2 separate regions of the Homo sapiens genome follow, and region 1 is linked to region 2. A link is a loop called in an ENCODE intact Hi-C map of the cell type or tissue named here. Cell type or tissue: endothelial cell of umbilical vein. All regions are shown on one strand. Links, peaks and the distances in the headings refer to the core of each region. The heading gives the core; the rest is flanking DNA.

The links. Peaks named below come from ENCODE experiments on the same cell type or tissue, not always from the same donor. Only the 100,000 strongest peaks of a DNase experiment are listed, where the experiment ranks them.
Region 1: it touches region 2 in a loop (3-fold over the local background); 2 of 110 quality-filtered maps call a loop at or near these places.

The regions. Positions count from the first base shown.
Region 1 is chrX:96,427,256-96,436,168 of GRCh38, forward strand. It overlaps LOC107985714 (a long non-coding RNA gene), which reads right to left. Exons shown (of 3, transcript XR_001755917.2): 3 at 1,016-2,838. Among named protein-coding and RNA genes, the nearest start is that of DIAPH2, 250 kb to the right of the region's middle. In endothelial cell of umbilical vein, for the core only: no CTCF peak of the experiment used is centred there; a DNase peak (open chromatin) is centred at 3,836; H3K27ac peaks cover 3,017 bases.
Region 2 is chrX:96,368,133-96,377,045 of GRCh38, forward strand. All of the region lies in intron 1 of LOC105373294 (a long non-coding RNA gene), which reads right to left. Among named protein-coding and RNA genes, the nearest start is that of DIAPH2, 310 kb to the right of the region's middle. In endothelial cell of umbilical vein, for the core only: a CTCF peak has its summit at 4,823 (motif pointing right); no DNase peak of the experiment used is centred there.

The DNA.
Region 1 (8,913 bases), core at 1,739-6,738, 58 kb after region 2:
GCTCTTATTTCCTTGAGCCGCGTTTTGTACCACTGATTTCCGTTCTTTTGCATTTGCTGAGGAGTGTTTTATTTCCAATTACGTGGTCGATTTTAGAATATGTGCTATGTAGTGCTGAGAAGAATGTATATTCTGTTGATTTGAAGTGGAGAGTTGCATAGATGTCTATTAGGTACACTTGGTCCAGAGCTGAGTTCAAGTCCTGAATATACTTGTTAATTTTCTGTCTCATTAATCTGTCTAATATTGACAGTGGGGTGTGAAAGTCTCCCACTTTTATTGTGTAGGAGTCTCTTCGTAGGTCTCTAAGAACTTGCTTTATGAACCTGGGTATATATTTAGGAAAAATATTTAGGATAGTTAGCTCTTCTTGTTTCCCATTAGTTGATGCAGTTTCTTCATTGACCATAGTCGATGGTCTTTACATTTTGGGTTGTTTTTGCAGTGGCTGGTACCGGTTTTTCCTTTCCATATTTAATGCTTCCTTCAGGAATTCTTGTAAGGCAGGCCTGGTGGTGACAAAATCCCTCAGCATTTGCTTGTCTGTAAAGGATTTTATTTCTCCTTCACTTATGAAGCTTAGTTTGGCTGGATATGAAATTTGGGTTGAAAATTCTTTTCTTTAAGAATGTTGAATATTGACCATCACTCTCTTCTGGCTTGTAGGGTTTCTGCAGAGAGATCAGCTGTTAGTCTGATGGGCTTCCCTTTGTGGGTAACCCGACCTTTCTCTCTGGCTGCCCTTAACAGTTTTTCCTTCATTTCAACCTTGGTGAATCTGACAATTATGTGCCTTGGGGTTGCTCTTCTAAGGAGTATCTTTGTGGTGTTCTCTGTATTTCCTGAATTTGAATGTTGGCCTCTCTTGCTAGGTTCGGGAAGTTCTCCTGGATTACATCCTGAAGTGTGTTTTCCAACTTGGTTCCTTTCTCCCCATCACTTTCAGGTACACCAATCAAACGTAGGTTTGGTCTTTTCATATAGTCCCATATTTCTTGGAGGCTTGGTTCGTTCCTTTTTATTCTTTTTTCTCTAATCTTGTCTTCATGCTTTATTTCATTAAGTTGATCTTCAATCTCTGATATCCTTTGTTCTGCTTGATTGATTCGGCTATTGATACTTGCGTATGCTTCACGAAGTTCTCGTGCTGTGTTTTTCAGTTCCATCAGGTCATTTATGTTCTTTTCTAAACTAGTTATTCTAGTTAGCAATTCCTCTAACCTTTTATCAAGGTTCTTAGCTTCCTTGCATTGGGTTATAACATGCTCCTTTAGCTTGGAGAAGTTTGTTATTTCCCACCTTCTGAAGCCTACTTCTGTCAATTCATCAAACTTATTCTCCATCCAGTTTTGTTCCCTTGCTGGCCAGGTGTTGTGATCCTCTGGAGGAGAAGAGGCATTCTGGTTTTTGGAATTTTCAGCCTTTTTGTGCTGGTTTTTCCTCATCTCCATGGATTTATCTACCTTTGGTCTTTGCTGTTGGTGACCTTTGGATGGAGTTTTTGCATGGTCATCCTTTTTGTTAATGTTGATGCTATTGCTTTCTTTTTGTTAGTTTTCCTTCTGTCAGGCCCCTCTTCTGTAGGTCTGCTGGAGTTTGCTGGGGTTCCACTCCAGACCCTGTTTGCCTGGGTATCACCAGTGGAGGCTGCAGAACAGCAAAGATTGCTGTCTGTTCCTTCCTCTGGAAGCTTCGTCCCAGAGGGGCACCTGCCAGATGCCAGCCAGTGCTTTCCTGTATGACGTGTCTGTCCACCCCTGCTGGGAGGTGTCTCCTTTTCGGGAGGCACGGGGTTCAGGGACCCACTTGAGGAGGCAGTCTGACCCTTAGCAGAGCTCTAGCACTGTGCTGGGAGATCCACTGCTCTCTTCAGAGCCAGCAGGCAGGAACGCTTAAGGGCGCCCACAGCTCCCCATTCCCCCAGGTGCTCCGTCCCAGAGAGATGGGACTTTTAGCTATAAGCCCCTGACTGGGGCTGCTGCCTTTCTTTCAGAGATGTCCTGCCCAGAGAGGAGGAATCTAGAGAGGCAGTCTGGCTATAGCGGCTTTGCTGAGCTGCGGTGGGTCCGAACTTCCAGGCGGCTTTGTTTACACTGTGTGAGGAAAACCGACTACTCAAGCCTCAGTAATGGCGGGCGCCCCTTCCCCCACCAAGCTCGGGCACCCCTCCCCCCACCAAGCTCGAGCATCTCAGGTTGACTTCAGACTGTGAAGTCTGACTGTGCTGGCAGCAAGAATTTCAAGCCAGTGGATCTTAGCTTGCTGGGCTCTTTGGGGGTGGGATCTGCTGAGCAAGACCACTTGGCTCCCTGGCTTCAGCCCCCCTTCCAGGGGAGTGAACGGTTCTGTCTCACTGGCGTTCCAGGTGCCACTAGGACAAGAAAAAAGCTCCTCCAGTTAGCTCAGTGTCTGCCCAAATGGCCGCCCAGTTTTGTGCTTGAAACCCAGGGCCTTGGTGGTGTAGGCACCTGAGGGAATCTCCTGGTCTGCGGATTGCGAAGACCATGGGAAAAGCACAGTGTCTGAGCTGGATAGCACCATCCCTCACAGCATGGTCCCTCATGGCTTCCCTTGGCTAGGAAAGGAAGTTCCCCGACCCCTTGCGCTTCCCAGGTGAGGCGACACTCCACCCTGCTTCTGCTCACCCTCTGGGGGCTGCACCCACTATCTAACCAGTCTCAGTGAGATGAACCGGGTACCTTAGTTGGAAATGCACAAATCACTGACCTTTTGCGTTGGTCTCGTTGGAAGCTGCAGACTGGAGCTGCTCCTATTCAGCCATCTTGCCCAGGAATAATCAACACTTCCCTTTTCTTTAAATAGAAGTTGTTTGGGAGACTGATAATAAATAGAGATGCATTGTATAATTACATCTAATATACAATATGTGACTTTTCATCACAACTTCTTATTAATCCCCTAATAGGGTCCCCAAAAAGCATCTTGAATGACTCTAATGAAACAATATTATGCTAGTCAGAACTAGATTTTAAATCAGAATTAATACTTTATTTTATTTGCTGACTGTATTAATGGGAAAATGACAAGAATAGTTAGTATATTTCTAGAGGAAATCAAGCTGAGATAGAACATTTTATTATTACAGAATTTTATTCTAGAGCAAACACATTTGAGATTAAAACTTAAATTATACATCACACTTTTGTAAATGTAAAACAGAAGATAGAGACAGAAAAGCTAGTTCATTTCAGATTCATATGCCGAAATGGAGATTTTATGTTTAATATTGCTGAGGTTTTGTGATTAAGCCTTAAACGTACAGGGGTGGCTATTTTAAGGCTCTACAGAATGTTAACTTCTGCACTTGATGTTAGCCAAAAGGCCAAGAAGTGATCAGAATGTCAACTTCTGTACATTCCCTTGGTAAAATTTCACTGCAGATAAAATGAGAAAAGCAGTTAAAAACAAAACCATGCAAGCAAACAAAGAGAAAATCTAGGAAACATAAAAAAGAACCCGGTGAAAAGTTACTTTTTTTTGATGCATTGTTGTCTTCATGCGTTTGACAATGAAAGATACTACTAATAGAACCTAATGTTCCCTTCTGGCACCCTAGACTCAAATTCCATGTGCAAGACTAGTGTTTGCTCTTATTGCCAGCTATGGCAGTATTCTCCCTAGGGGGCCCTGTCCTCTGGCCCTTCATGGGCACCAGAATCAGGAAAAGAACTCATTGTGCTAACAATAGCAAGATAAAGGAAGACTGGTAAATACATGAGCTGCTGGATATGTGGCCTGGCTTTGTTGTTTTCAGTATGTCACATCCACAGTTTTGTTTTCAATGGAAACGTGTTAACACTGAGTTGAAAGTTAGGGACCTGGGTTTTAAGTCATGGCTCTGACACTAACTGGCTCTATAATCTTAGGCAAGCTGTTTTACCTCTCAGGGTTTTAGACTAGAATAGTCACTAGGTGACCTCTATGAGCACCATTCAGAGACTTGAAGTCAAAGTCAAAAGCAAAGGCAATTGTTTGAACAATGTTATCTTAGATCAAATCACCCCAGCTGATCCCAGATATGTGAGAGGCACTGTAGAAAAGTACTTATTAATGTGCTTCTGGAACCAGACTTCCTCTTATTACCTTTGTGACCAGGGTCAAATTTCTTTTCTGTACCCTCATTTCCTTTTCTATAAAATGGGAATAATAACAGTACCTATCCCACAGGGTTATTATAAGGATTAACTGAAATTATCTATGTACAACCCTAAGAGCATCATCTGTTTATTCCTAATACATGCAGGAAGAGTTAATGAATTAATGAAGCTAGGTACTTTCCAGTAGCAGATGGGTTCAAGAACACAAATAGAATAATAAGGCTTTTAAACAAAGAAGACACTTCCTCCTAAAGTGACACTATTTTACTCCACACTCACACCCCCAGTTATTTTCCAGCAAGATGAATCACTAACTCTATCTAACACCAGAATCACCCGAATGGCTTGTTACAACAAAGGTTGCTGGTCTCAGTCCTACTGATTTAGTAGGTCTGGGATGGGGTAGAAAATTTGCATTTCCAACAAGTTTCCAAGTGTTGTTGATATTGGTGGCCCAGGAATCATACTTTGAGAACTACTGCGCTAAATAAAATCTCCCTGATTTCTCATAGTCAGAGAACTATCAGGACCTGCATAAATTGGGTGCCCGAGGACGACACCATCTCTTATTCCTTGACTCAACAGTACAGCTTGCTAGCCTGTGTATGACTACCAACATACCTGACCACACTTCGAGAACCACCGATCTAGTAAATCGCACTATTTGTTCCCTTCCTCACTATGTTCCAGCCACAATGGCTTTTTTCTGTTCTTAAAACCAGCTAAAGACTCTACCTCACAGTTCCTATAATTTCTAAAATTTACACTTGGAAATCTGCTCTCTTAGATCTTCACATGGCTGGCTCACCTCCTCTTTCAACAATCACCTCTTCTTTATAAGTATGTATATTTATGAAGAAAAACAAGAAGAGGTATTACATTTTATTACCACAGAAATTCATTATGGCGAAAACATATTTGAGATTAGAAACTTTAATTATAAATCACACTTTTTATAAAAAGAACCCCCCATTCCAGCTTATCACCTTGTTTTAGTTCCCTCATATCAATTATCTGATCTGTAAATATATAATTTTTTTCATAAATGTATTTGCTTGCTTGTTTTCTTCCCCCATAGAATGTAAGCTCCACAAGGTTGGAAGTTCTTTTTTAAGTAACTCTAATCCAAACACCTAAAAGACCACTAGGAATATAGTAAGCATTCAATAAATATTTATCAAATGAATGAATAATCCAGAAAGGAGCCATTTGCATCAGACTTCATATCACTGCTCCATGGAGAGTGAAAGTCTCTCTAGTTTTCATGCCTACCAAACTAGTAGAGATCCAGCTTTCCTTCCAGAAGTAATATAATTTTAGTCCTCTTTAATCCTAGTTGTGTGAAGACTCTAAAAGGAAACTAAAGAATGTTCCATAAATGCAGTGTTGCTTTGTACTAATTATCTAAATATAAGTAAACCAACTTCTCAGAGTGACCTAAAACAAAAAATATGCAGGGTTATGCCACTTGCACTGTTGCTTGTTAAGCCAAGAACAAAATGTTACAGAGTGGAATGAGTTCCATCCACTGAAGAAAACAAAGCCGGTTCACTATGTCTTCTTCAATAGTGATGCTGCTGACAGATTTTGTTGTTAACAGGTATTCAGTCTATACCCATTCATGAAAGGGAAGAGTTAATTCCTCTGGGTGAGCAGGAGGAACAGGTCTCATGGTCAACCTTACATTCCAGTTTCCTCTTAGAGATGCACAAAACACATGGGAACAGAATGAAGGTTTTGAGAAGTCCTATATCAAAAAGGCTTTGAATTTGGTTAAGCCATGTTTCCCAATTTTGACCCATCCATGTGAGCAAAATACTGTAGGAAAAGCAAGTTCATGGTCCACAGCATTGACTTGTATGCTTGTTTTGTTTAGTGACAAACTCTTAGTGGGACAGCTAACTAGTGCACAAGTTCAGTAAGACTGTACAAGAATGTGAACCTTCAGTGAAGGAACAATGGGTCATTCATTTTACAAGGTACTTACCATTATCCAGATTTCTAGAACAATATTCTAGCTCTTTAGCCACCACCCCCGCCCCCAACCAAACTGCCTAGAAACCTAATGTGTTTGAATTTCTTCATACCTAGTTTGCAGCTCTTCAATCAAAGTCATTGGAGACAAGGAGTGGTTTTTAAAATTTCCAATGATTTAGCACAGTTTTAGAGGGACATGCATGGAGCCATGAAGAAGGAAGGCAGCCAAATCAATAGTGTCACATCTGAGGTCAATGGGTGACAGATGTCACTGTCAGACACACAAACTGATCATTTGCCTGCTCTTTAGTTTTCCCAGAGAGGGACTTCTAATGAACCCACACGGACTTCAAGGAGTTTTCTCTTTGGAAAGGATCATGGTTTTTCCATAAGAATGCCAAAAGAATTAATCTTTTGTCACTTGTGTTTATTTCTCAAGAGGCTTTTAGTCATTGCTGCTCCACAGCTCTAAGTGACAATAGTGCACAGGATACATTTACTTTTTTTTTTTTAAGGGGAAGCCAGCCTTCAAAACAGTAACATCCTGGACATTTTCCAGAAAGAGAGATTACAAAACTCACACCTGTGGCACTAACAGACATCAGTGTCTCTCTAGTGGTTGCCTGCCAACTTAACTCACCAAATAAACAGGAAGGGAATCTCTCAAGCCTTTATACATGTAGCCAGGACATTGGCTTTTAAATGATGAGACAAGAAATACTAAATAATACCTTTTATTAGCGGAACATAGCTAAAGTCTCAGAAAATTGTAAAGATTATTTTGAGTGTTGTTGGCACCTGAGGCTTGAATTCTGGGAGTTTTGCAAATTCTGCTTGAAGCTAAAGAGACTCTTATTTCAGGTCAGCCAGTGTGGTTATATTGACACATCTAAGGTTTTGTCTGTTCAGTCACATACTCAACAGGTTAAATTGATGGCTCGGTCATTCATTCAAATGTCTGAGGGGACTAAGTCCTGCTGTGCTATGGCAGCTTTAAATATTGATTCAGATACTTAACTCTTCCAAACTATTGTTTTCCATTAATGAATTTGTGTTATTTCCATACATAATAAACGTTACATATCTGATTATGAACAACAGCATCTCTATAAATCACAAAGTTCCCTCGTTTATGGAAAGAAAGGTTGCTAGGATGCTAGTTCCAATAACCAGAATAGCGTGCACATTTAAATATAATTAAGATAGAAAAGTTCAGAGATATGGGGGTGGACATTAGGTCTCATTCCCATTGTTCAACAAAGGATTATTGGCAACTGTCATGCACAAGGAAGGCTGCTGCTGTGCTATGGTAAGTTCCCGCAATTAAGGAGTTGTGAGGGAAAATAACCAGAGGAAAGATAATGATGAGGGGAAATAAGATACAAAAACTATTATAAATGGGACGAGTAAGACTTGAAACTTGTTGCATTTAAACTGGGCCTCAAAATACGTGTAGGAGTTCTGCCTCAAAACATAGGTAAAAATAAGAGGTTGGATGGTCCTGGTAGAGAGTATTATAAAAGCAATGGCAGTGGAAAAGGACAGATAGGAGCACCTGTGTGGGGGTGAGGAGGGGATGGGATGAGGGGTATATTAAATGTGTGTGTGTTTAGCTGAAACATAAGTACTAGCAAGGGAGTTGTTAGGGACAGGTGAAACTCAAATGATGAACTGCAGCCAAATCATGGAGGGCTTTGAATGCTAGATTAAAGAGAGAGTTGGCAGACAATGGGGAGACACCAAAGGCTTTTGAGGAGGAGAGTGATATTCGTTTAATGAATTAGAAGATGTATCTGGTAGTGATGTGGAGGGTGATGGGAGTTTAATGAAGACTAAGGCAGGAAGACTACTACCTGGTTGTCGTTGCAGAGAAAATATCATGGAAAAAAAATTGAAATGTAATCCCACAGCAATTAAAGTAGAACCTGAACTCCTAACATGCAAATGTCACTATCACCTCTTCCTATTTAGTATCCTCTATGTAGATGACTTATGAAGACCTAAATCAAAAACATAATGCTTTGCCAGGTTATTCTTTAGAATACAAAAGAGATCAATCAAATTCATAAAAAGCACAATTTTATTGTATATGTTTTACTGCTTGGATCGTCAATAACAGAGGGCATATAAAAAAACAAAATCAAGCATCTTTACTAGACTATGTAAAAGACACATGTGGTATCTTCCAAACATAAAAAAAAAAAATTTCAGACTTCAAAGCTAGCATTCTTCTATGACTCAGGTCATGAATAAAAACAGAAAAATAGTCCTAAGTACTGCTGTCCCACTTTATTTGATGGAGGCATTTTAGCTAAACTCTAAAGCTTGCTCTTGAATTAAAAAAAAATGAAATGAAAAAGAAAAAAGAGAGGCAGGAAATGTATTTCCATTGTTGTTCAGCAAAGCAGCTACACAATGCTGAAGGAAAAAAAAAGAATGACTTTAATATAAAAGTCTTGGATTCCGGCAAGCTTTGGATTATTCATACTGTTTGGCTCTGAGGGTCACAGAGGGAACCATATGTCAGTAGCAGCATGCTGGATGCCATTTTTTTCAGGCCTAAACAAAAATATCACAAATAATTACTTTGAAGTTGTCTTTTTCCCTTTTCCCTTTTGCTCCTCAGCTGATGTCTTTTTTTCATTTTCATTTTTTTTGTCCTTACCAATTAGGTAAATATGAAGTATATGATTAGTCAACAGAATATATTTTCAGAATGTAGTTCTTAGAAGTGATCATTTAACAGGCAACATGGTATATAAAAATAAAGAGTAAGGAGAGGAAAATAGCATCGTTTTAAACTTCTGGCATCTTAGTA
Region 2 (8,913 bases), core at 2,452-7,451:
TATAAGTGTGGCACATACAATTATGTATAGTACATAATACTTGATAACGATAAACAACTATGTTACTGGTTTATGTATTTACTATACTATACTTTTATCATTATTTTAGAGTGAATTCCTTTGACTTATTAAAATAAAAAGTTAACTGTAAAACAGCCACAGATCCTTCAGGAGGTATTTCAGAAGAAGGCATTGTTATCATAGGAGATATGATATTGCCCATGAAGACCTTCCAGTGGGACATGACATGGAGGGAAGACAGTGATATTGGTGATCCTGACCCTGTGCAGGCCTCGGCTACTGTGTTTGTGTCTTCATTTTTAACAAAGAGTTTTAAAAGTTTAAAAAAATTAAAATATTAAAAATAGGAAAAAAGCTGTTGGAATAAGGATATAAAGAAAGGTTTTTTTGTAAAGGTGTATGATGTATTTGTGTTTTAGGCTAGGTTTTATTACAAAAGAGTAAAAAAGTTGGCCAAGGGTGGTGGCTTATGCCTGTAATCCCAGCCCTTTGGGAGGCCAAGGCAGGCGAATCACCTGAGGTCAGGAGTTCAAGACCAGCCTGACCAATATGGAGAAACCCCATCTCTACTAAAAATACAAAAATTGGCCAGGCGTGGTGGCGGGTGCCTGTAATCCCAGCTACTTGGGAGGCTGAGACAGGAGAATCGCTTGAACCCAGGAGGTGGAGCTTGTGGTGAGCCGAGATGGTGCCATTGCACTCTAGCCTGGGCAAAAAGAGTGAAACTCCGTCTAAAAGAAAAAAAAAAGAGAGAGAGAGTAAAAAAGTTTACAAATATTTAAAGGTTATAAAGTAAAATAGCTGCAGTAAGCTGAGGTTAATTTATTATTGAAGAAAGAAAAATTTTTTGGAAATTTAGTGTATAGCCTAAGCATTTATAAAGTCTACGGTAGTGTACTGTAATGTCCTAAAGTCTACGGTAGTGTACAGTAATGTCCTAAAGTCTACGGTAGTGTACGGTAATGTCCTAAAGTCTACGGTAGTGTACGGTAATGTCCTGATGTCATCACATTCACTCACCACTCACTCACTGACTCACTCAGAGCAACTTCCAGTCCTGCAAGCTCCATTCTTGGTAAGTACCCTATACAGATGTACCATTTTTTATCTTTTACACAATATTTTTACTATACTTTTTCTATGTTTATATATACAAATCCTATTATCTTACAATTGTCTTCATTGTTCAGTATAGTAACATGCTGTACAGGTTTGCAGCCTAGGAGCAATAAACTACACCTATATCTAGGTATAGATATACACACTATACAACTATGCACACTAGGCTATATCTAGCCTAAGTGTGTAGTAGACTATACCATCTAAGTTTGTGTAAGTACACTGTTTGCACCACAACAAAATCACCTAACAATGCACTTCTCAGGGCATACATAACTCCATCATTAAATGACACATGGTCAAAAGCAAGAAAATAAATTTCTCTGAAAAAACTTGTTCTTATAACCAAATTGATTTAGTTGTATATTTTATACCTCTTCCTCTTCTGTCACCCTCTCCTTCCTCATTGTCATGCTATCTCTTCTCCACATCCCCACTTCTACCTCACTTAACAAGATATAAAACATCCCTGACCAATATGCTCTTTGGCATCACTGCCTGATTTATTATATCTTTTCTCCTTCTTCACTAACCCAACTGATTGAAGCCCCCTCTATTTAACAGTAGATAGCTCTATTTGATTGCAGTCCTCTCCATTAATGAGAAGGCATAGCATTCCCTAAATTATTTCTACCTTAATGAAAAAAAGGCTGAAGCATTTTGGCCCTAACTTTGAAAGTGAAAAGAGCTTCTGGAGTCTGGAATCAATGCCTTTCCGAGTGCCTCTTCCTTCCTTTTTGTCCTTCCTTTTCCTCACTCATACATTCAACAATTTTTTCATTGTTAAATATGCCAGGGGACTATTCAAGGCACCAGGACTACAACAATGAACATGACAGACAAAAATTCCTGCCTTCATGGAACTTACATTCTAGTTGGGGATACAAGCAATAACCAAGTTTAGAAAAAATAAAATATTTTATATTTTACATAGTAATGCATGCTAAAAAGAAAAAATAAAGCAGGGAAGGAGATATGAAGTGTGTGTGTGTGTGTGTGTGTGTGTCTGTTTGTGTGGGGGAGGGCGGGGGGGGCAGGTTGAAATTTCAAATAGGATGGTATACAAGGCCTCAATGTAAAGGTGACATGTGAAGAAACATCTGATGGAGGTGAGGAGAAAGTCAAGCAATTATTTTGGGAAGAGATTTCCAGAAAGAGGCAAGATCTAGTTAGGATACTTTTCTAAAGATAATTCCTTGCTCCACGGAAATTTGAGGGTTGTGACTGAGATAAACAGAAGTATTTATCCAGCAAGTAGTAAGATACTCCCCATCACCTGCAGTAACCTAGGCCTGTCCCAACTCCTCCCAGAGAAATCATAACTCCTTAAAGTCTGCATTAAAGGGAGTTGTCCTTGCCCCCAAAGACACTCATAGAGATAAGTACCAAGACCCTCTCTCTGTCATTCCATATTAGATCATTGTTTTCAGGTAGCATTTTTCAGCATGCAATTTACGCTATCACCTATAGGCTATGTGCTGTAGATAACTGTTAATTAGACAAAGACCCTAATCTTCCACTTGTCCAAAGATGGAGTAAGTATCCAGGCCAACAGGCTTGTTTTCTCTGAAAAGTACTAATTAAGTTGGGCCAGAAAGCTTCTCAACATACGAGAGAACCCAGTGACCCCTCAAACACAACTTGACAAAATGTTCAGGGCGTGATTGTAGCTTAGTCATTAACACAAACTAATAATAGCACATATACTTACATGTACTTTTTGTTAAAACTGTTGTCAACACACTGAAAAGTGTGTATATAAGAAAAATATCAGGTATCAATTGCAGATGAGCCTTGGGGTTAAAAATATGTGTCTAGAGAAGAGTAAAGAAATCAGTGGTTTATAAGTTTCCCTCACTCCCCCATTATTCTTAAAAAAGCTTTGTGATAGAAGAGATTTAGCCAATTTGAGGATTTTTTCCCTGAAAAAAATGCCACTTCTAGTTTTTCTTCTGCCAATTAAATTATTAAATTATTATCTTCTGCCAATAAATATGTGGGTATAATAATCTGTAACAAAATTTTTTAAATCGTTGATTGGTTTCCCAGCAACCACAGAACTTCCATCTCTAATTATCTCTTGGTAATCAAATGTGAAATCACTAGATTAAATGAAGAGGAGAACACATATTTAACTCCAGGGTAAATATAGCAACATACAATCAAATCCCACATAATTAATCTAAGAGTAGAAAATGAAATCATATACCTTGTCCAAGATCACATAAGAGATTCTGACAAAGCAGAATATACCTAGAAGAGTGAACATGAGGTTCCAGTTAACTGAGCCAACCATACATTGATAGTCTTTATCCTTACAGTATGACTTTATGTTTTATGTTTCCAGGTAGAGAGACAACAATCTTAACCGAGAAACACTTCTCTAATGAGGAGTACTGCACAGGTATAAACTGTATTGCTTCAAACCTATGTCATGGCTCAAAAAAGGTACCATACTGTATGCTCAAAGGCACTGAAATAAAATGAAAACACAAATATATTCCAAGTCACGTAGTTGCAGAGGGATGAAATGAAACCACTGCTGCACTAGTATGTGGATTAATGTTGTCTTTTGCTGTCAATTCCAGCAAACACTACATCAAATTTGTAGCTAGGGCTGATTCATGTTATAATGTTCACTCTCAGATCTTTGTCTCCAGAAAGCCTACTCCACAGTTTATGAAGCTGGATAGACAAGAGTTATGCATAACCTCAGAAAAGCTAAGGGGCATCACATTCACTGGTATGGATCAGTGGTCAAATAGTTAATTATTTTGCTCACAGCAAAGAAGGAAGATTTTTCCATTTGAAGATTTTTTTACCCTATATACAACAGATTTGGGGAATGTACTGTATACTGTGCATCAGTTGGTTTAAAAAAATTACTGCAATCAACCTCCTAAAAACAGACATTGCAAAGGCTTATTACATTATTTTTAATACTTCTAAAATTCTATAAGAGAACAGATACAGTTCAGTTAAAAACAAACTCAAAATCCTAGGAGTATGAATCATTAAACATGCATACATAATGCCCAGACATCCCCTGAAAACATTGGGATTAAAGAAAAGAGGCTATGGTTTCTATAGAGAAATGCAAAAATCAAAAACACTTTTATCTGAAGTACAGGCTACCAGAAGCATAGGCTTAAGGGATCCTAAAGCAGCATAAATCAGCCAGGCAGACTGAAACCAACTGACCTACCTGTCAGGACCAAAGCAGAAGGCACTGCCGAGATCTATGGGGGAAAGGGGGAAGTGCATGGGGCCAACAGCATGCCACAGTAAATGCACTGTCGTCCTGCTGCACTGCAATTGCAGAATGGAGCTCAGGAAGACGGAGAAAGATGTTTGCTGCTCATCCACTTAAATATTAAGAAGTAGCCAAATAGTTCTCATCTTAGCCCTATGCTTGGCTACCAAGGAATGCCGTGGTGTATATCAATACCCATGGGTTACATCTCCGAAAATAACCCCAGTTGCTTCTCACAGAGGCTGAATAGACCTTTTAGAAACTTTGGGCCCAGCTATAAACCTTAAAAAAGGTAAAAATTTAAACTATATATATTTCCTACAAAGGGTTTATGTTTCGTTTGGTGGTGGTTCCTGTTGTTTCTAGCAGTAATAACTCGGCTGCAGTAATCCTGCAGCCAAGAAATTTTGCAACCTTCCCACTAGGAGGAGCTACAGGAACACAAGGATCAAGATTTGAAATGCTAGGGCTCTGGTTGTCAGGCTATAGTTTATGAGAAAACTATTTTCCAATTTACTTCAAGTAAGCGCTGGTCAGAACTATTTTAGAGCCCCACAAATGCAATCCAACTAATTTCAACCAATACCGTTTAAGCACCTACTGTGAGCAAGGCTCATTGCTAGATGTAATGAGGGACATGAAGATAAGTGACCCACAATACCTGCTCTCAAGTAGCTCATAAATTAGTGGTGGGGAGAGGGGGAAGGAAGGACAGGTGGCTACAACATATTCAGAACTACCTGTATTACAGCATGGAGTGTGATAAACTGCACAATGACGAATCTGAAAATAAAGCGACATTGTATTGATAAGGAGGATAAATCATACTTGGGTTGGGGGAAAAGTAGGAATTAGGAAATAGTCTCATGGACACCCTCAGCACTGTGAGTGATGGGAAGCATGCAAGTGCTTATTATATAATCTCAGAAATAGAAACCATTCAAGAGTTTAGGACCTTCTTTTGCTAGGTGGTTTCCGAATGCCCAAAAATAAAACAGATGGTCTCTGCCAATGATAGAAAGTTTCCATATGGCAGGTGCTTGGCTCCAGTGGATGCCTTGAGAGGAGGCCCATTGCCCCACACATTGTGTCCTCCACAATGAAATAGAGAAAACCATGACTTATATGACTATGATGTTTAATTGTATGTGTCATCTTGGAAGGTGTTTCTGAATCAAGTTAACATTTAAATCAGTGAACTGTGCATAAAGCAGACTGATCCTTGTAATGTGGGTGGGCCTCTTCCAATCCGTTGAAGGCCTCAATAGAACAAAAAGACTGGCCTGCCCAAACAAGAATGAATTATCCAGCACACTGCTTTCAGATTTTATGTGCACCATCAGCTTTCCTGGGTCTCTAGGCTGCCAGCCTTCCTACTGGAACTGGAATATCAGCTCTCCTAGGTCTCAATCCAGCTGGCCCACACTCTAAATTTTAGGCTTGCCATCCTCCATAATCATGTGAGTTAATTCTTTTCCTAATAGGATGTGTATGCATATAGAAAAAAATTTTTCTATATGCATACATATCCTAAGGAAAAGAATCTTATTGTCTCTGTTTCTCTGGAGAATCTTGACTAATACAAAGACTTTCTGGCATGCAGCTCATATTTGTGTATAAGAGTATTATATGATAATAAAGTATAGTAACTACAGTCTCTCATCATATGTGGTTCTTACTATGAAACCAGCTAAACAGAAATATTTCTCTGTTGATCTTAGTCCCCCAAGAGTGGAAGAGTATATCTTGGACCACAAGTCAGCCACATTGCCCCTCTGTCCCTCTTCCTGCCCAAACATTCATCTCCCCTTTATATATGGGCAAAGGACTACCCTTGCAGAGGGTTAATGTCAAAGATCTCATCTGTCCTTCTTGCAATTTTCCAAGAAATGTGGCTACCATATAACATATAGGTCCTCTTTTCAATAATGAAAATGCTTCTTTATGAAAAAAGCCTGCATTTTCTCTTGCATTGTCCTGGATATGCAAAATAAATAGATGCAATAAGTCAATTCACTAAATTTAGGCATTTTGTGACATATTCATTTTGTGGGCATGTGAAAGAATGTGTATATTTCATGCAGAGAAGAACAAGACATGAAGAAGCAGTAGGAATGGCGATTGTGGATGTGGCTCTAGAGTCGCATAGCCATGAGGACCATTGCCTTCTTTAAAAGTTATCTCTGGCTTCTTCTTCCTATTTTTCTAACCATTTTGTCAAGGTAGAATTGACATATAAAAAGCTGTACATATTTAATGTCTACATCTCAATGAATTTGGGGACAAATATATACCCATGGAACTATCACCACCATCAAGACCATAAAAATATTCATTATCTCCAAGTTTCCTCCCTGCTCCTTTATTATTATTGTGCTGTGGAGTTTTTCATTTGTTTGGGGAGGTTTTCTTCTGGTAAGATCACTAAGATCTATCCTCTTAGCAAATTTTAAATATACAATATAGTACTGTCAGCTACAGGCACTATGCCGTATAGTAGATCTCCAGAATTTATTTATCTTGCATAACTGAAACCTTTAACCATCCACTGGAGAATAAGGTCCTGCTCCTTCCCTCAGGTGCCTTCTCTGTGCTGTACCATGTTTCTCAAAGTGTGAAATATAGGTAGATACCTCAGACCACAAAAGCTCCAAGGTTCCAGGGCTCAAACTCAGATCTACTGAATCTGAATCTTGAAGCATGGGCCCCAAGAATCTACATTTTTTAACATACCACTCACATACATTTAATGCACCCTGCACCCTAAAGGTTGTTCATCACTACCCTAGCCCACAGGCAGACTTACCATGAAACTAATGAAGCTTTAGGTCCCCCAACTTGCCCAGGTCCCTTCTAAGAATCTTCACTAATTTTTTATTGGTAAATGTTTATTTTTTTTATTTTTATTTTTTTTGAGACGGAGTCTCGCTCCGTCGCCCAGCCTGGGGTACAGTGGCCCGATCTCGGCTCACTGCAAGCTCCGCCTCCCGGGTTCACACCATTCTCCTGCCTCACCCTCCCGAGTAGCTGGGACTACAGGCCCCTGCTACCATGCCTGGATAATTTTTTGTATTTTTGGTAGAGGCGGGGTTTCACCGTGTTAGCCAGGATGGTCTCGCTCTCCTGACCTCATGATCCACCTGCCTCAGCCTCCCAAAGTGCTGGGATTACAGGCGTGAGCCACCGCGCCTGGCCAATGTTTATTCTTTTTTTAAAGATCCCTTCTCTAAAGTGTTTAAGTATTAGGTACCACAATACCTGGATGCACCCCTGCTTTGGGCCATATTTGCAAAGCAAGTCAAACTCAAATTAGTTAAATTATTAGATGATAAAAAACCTTATTATGCCCCTCTCCTTGGGGCATTTGCATTTTAGCAAACATCTTTTGAGAAACTGAAATCTACAAGATTCAAAGGTATAATAAATTCCCCAACAGAGGAAATTCTGGTACTATGCCCAGCATTGGAAAGAGTAGAGGCCCTTACTAGCACACCTCAAATCAAACTGGGGTTGCAGCAGACCTTTTGCCTTCTTTAGAGGCTGGAAATAGACCCTCAAATCCAGAACCTATTCAAGGCAGTTCATTAATATGAAGCTATTTGTGCCTGCTACCCCTTCTTCCATCCTGCAAAATACTAAGGAAGCAATGTGGAGACAGGCTTAATGAAATTATATTCTCAACTGGTAAGTCTGCCTGCAGCCAACTATGACTTTCTTAGAAAAGAAAAGTAGAAGCCATCTCTAGCAGTATAAATTAGCTGGATGAGAGGGTGACCTGTGTTCTGAACAGATGTCTCAGCTTACCAAGGCTGACATTAACTCAGACAACTGAAACATACCACCTCACAAGTTAAACTCTTAATTAAGAGGAATTTTGTCCTTGAAAGGTTAACAGAGGGAAGAGAAGAAGGCTGTGACATTTGTAAACTCTCATCGGGAAAAGGACCTCCAGACCTATTGGTGTGAGTGATGTAAACAGGACCGTTAGACAGTGCATTTATGTAAACATAAGATTTTCTTTGTACTGAAAAAAATGCTATTACTGAGAGAGAACTGAATACAAAAGGAAAATTTGGGGATTGAAAATAACATTTGTGGTACTTCAAGGAAATGATTTAATTTGACTTTAAAAAGAGAATTGTATGGAAACTCACTGCTATTACTTAGGTTTTGTTTGAAATTAGATTTGGGTTTCTATTTGCACTGACAGCATACCATGGTGACCAGGGTGACAAAAAGGTGTCCTTTCCACTCTGGCCACCATCTTAGCACCCTAATATCTAAGATTTGCTAAAATGGCTCAAATCCAACCATCTCCATTTTAATATGATTATTGATGCATCTTAATCACTTCGCAGACCTTAACAAATTAAGTTACATTATTTTTGCTTTGTGTGTTACAAAACACATCCACTTTTCCATATTCAAAAATAATATGACTGCACAGTTAACAGAACTTTTGTTTTAAATTTTATTTCTATTACGGCAGCATTCTCCATTCAAACTGTGTTCCATGGATC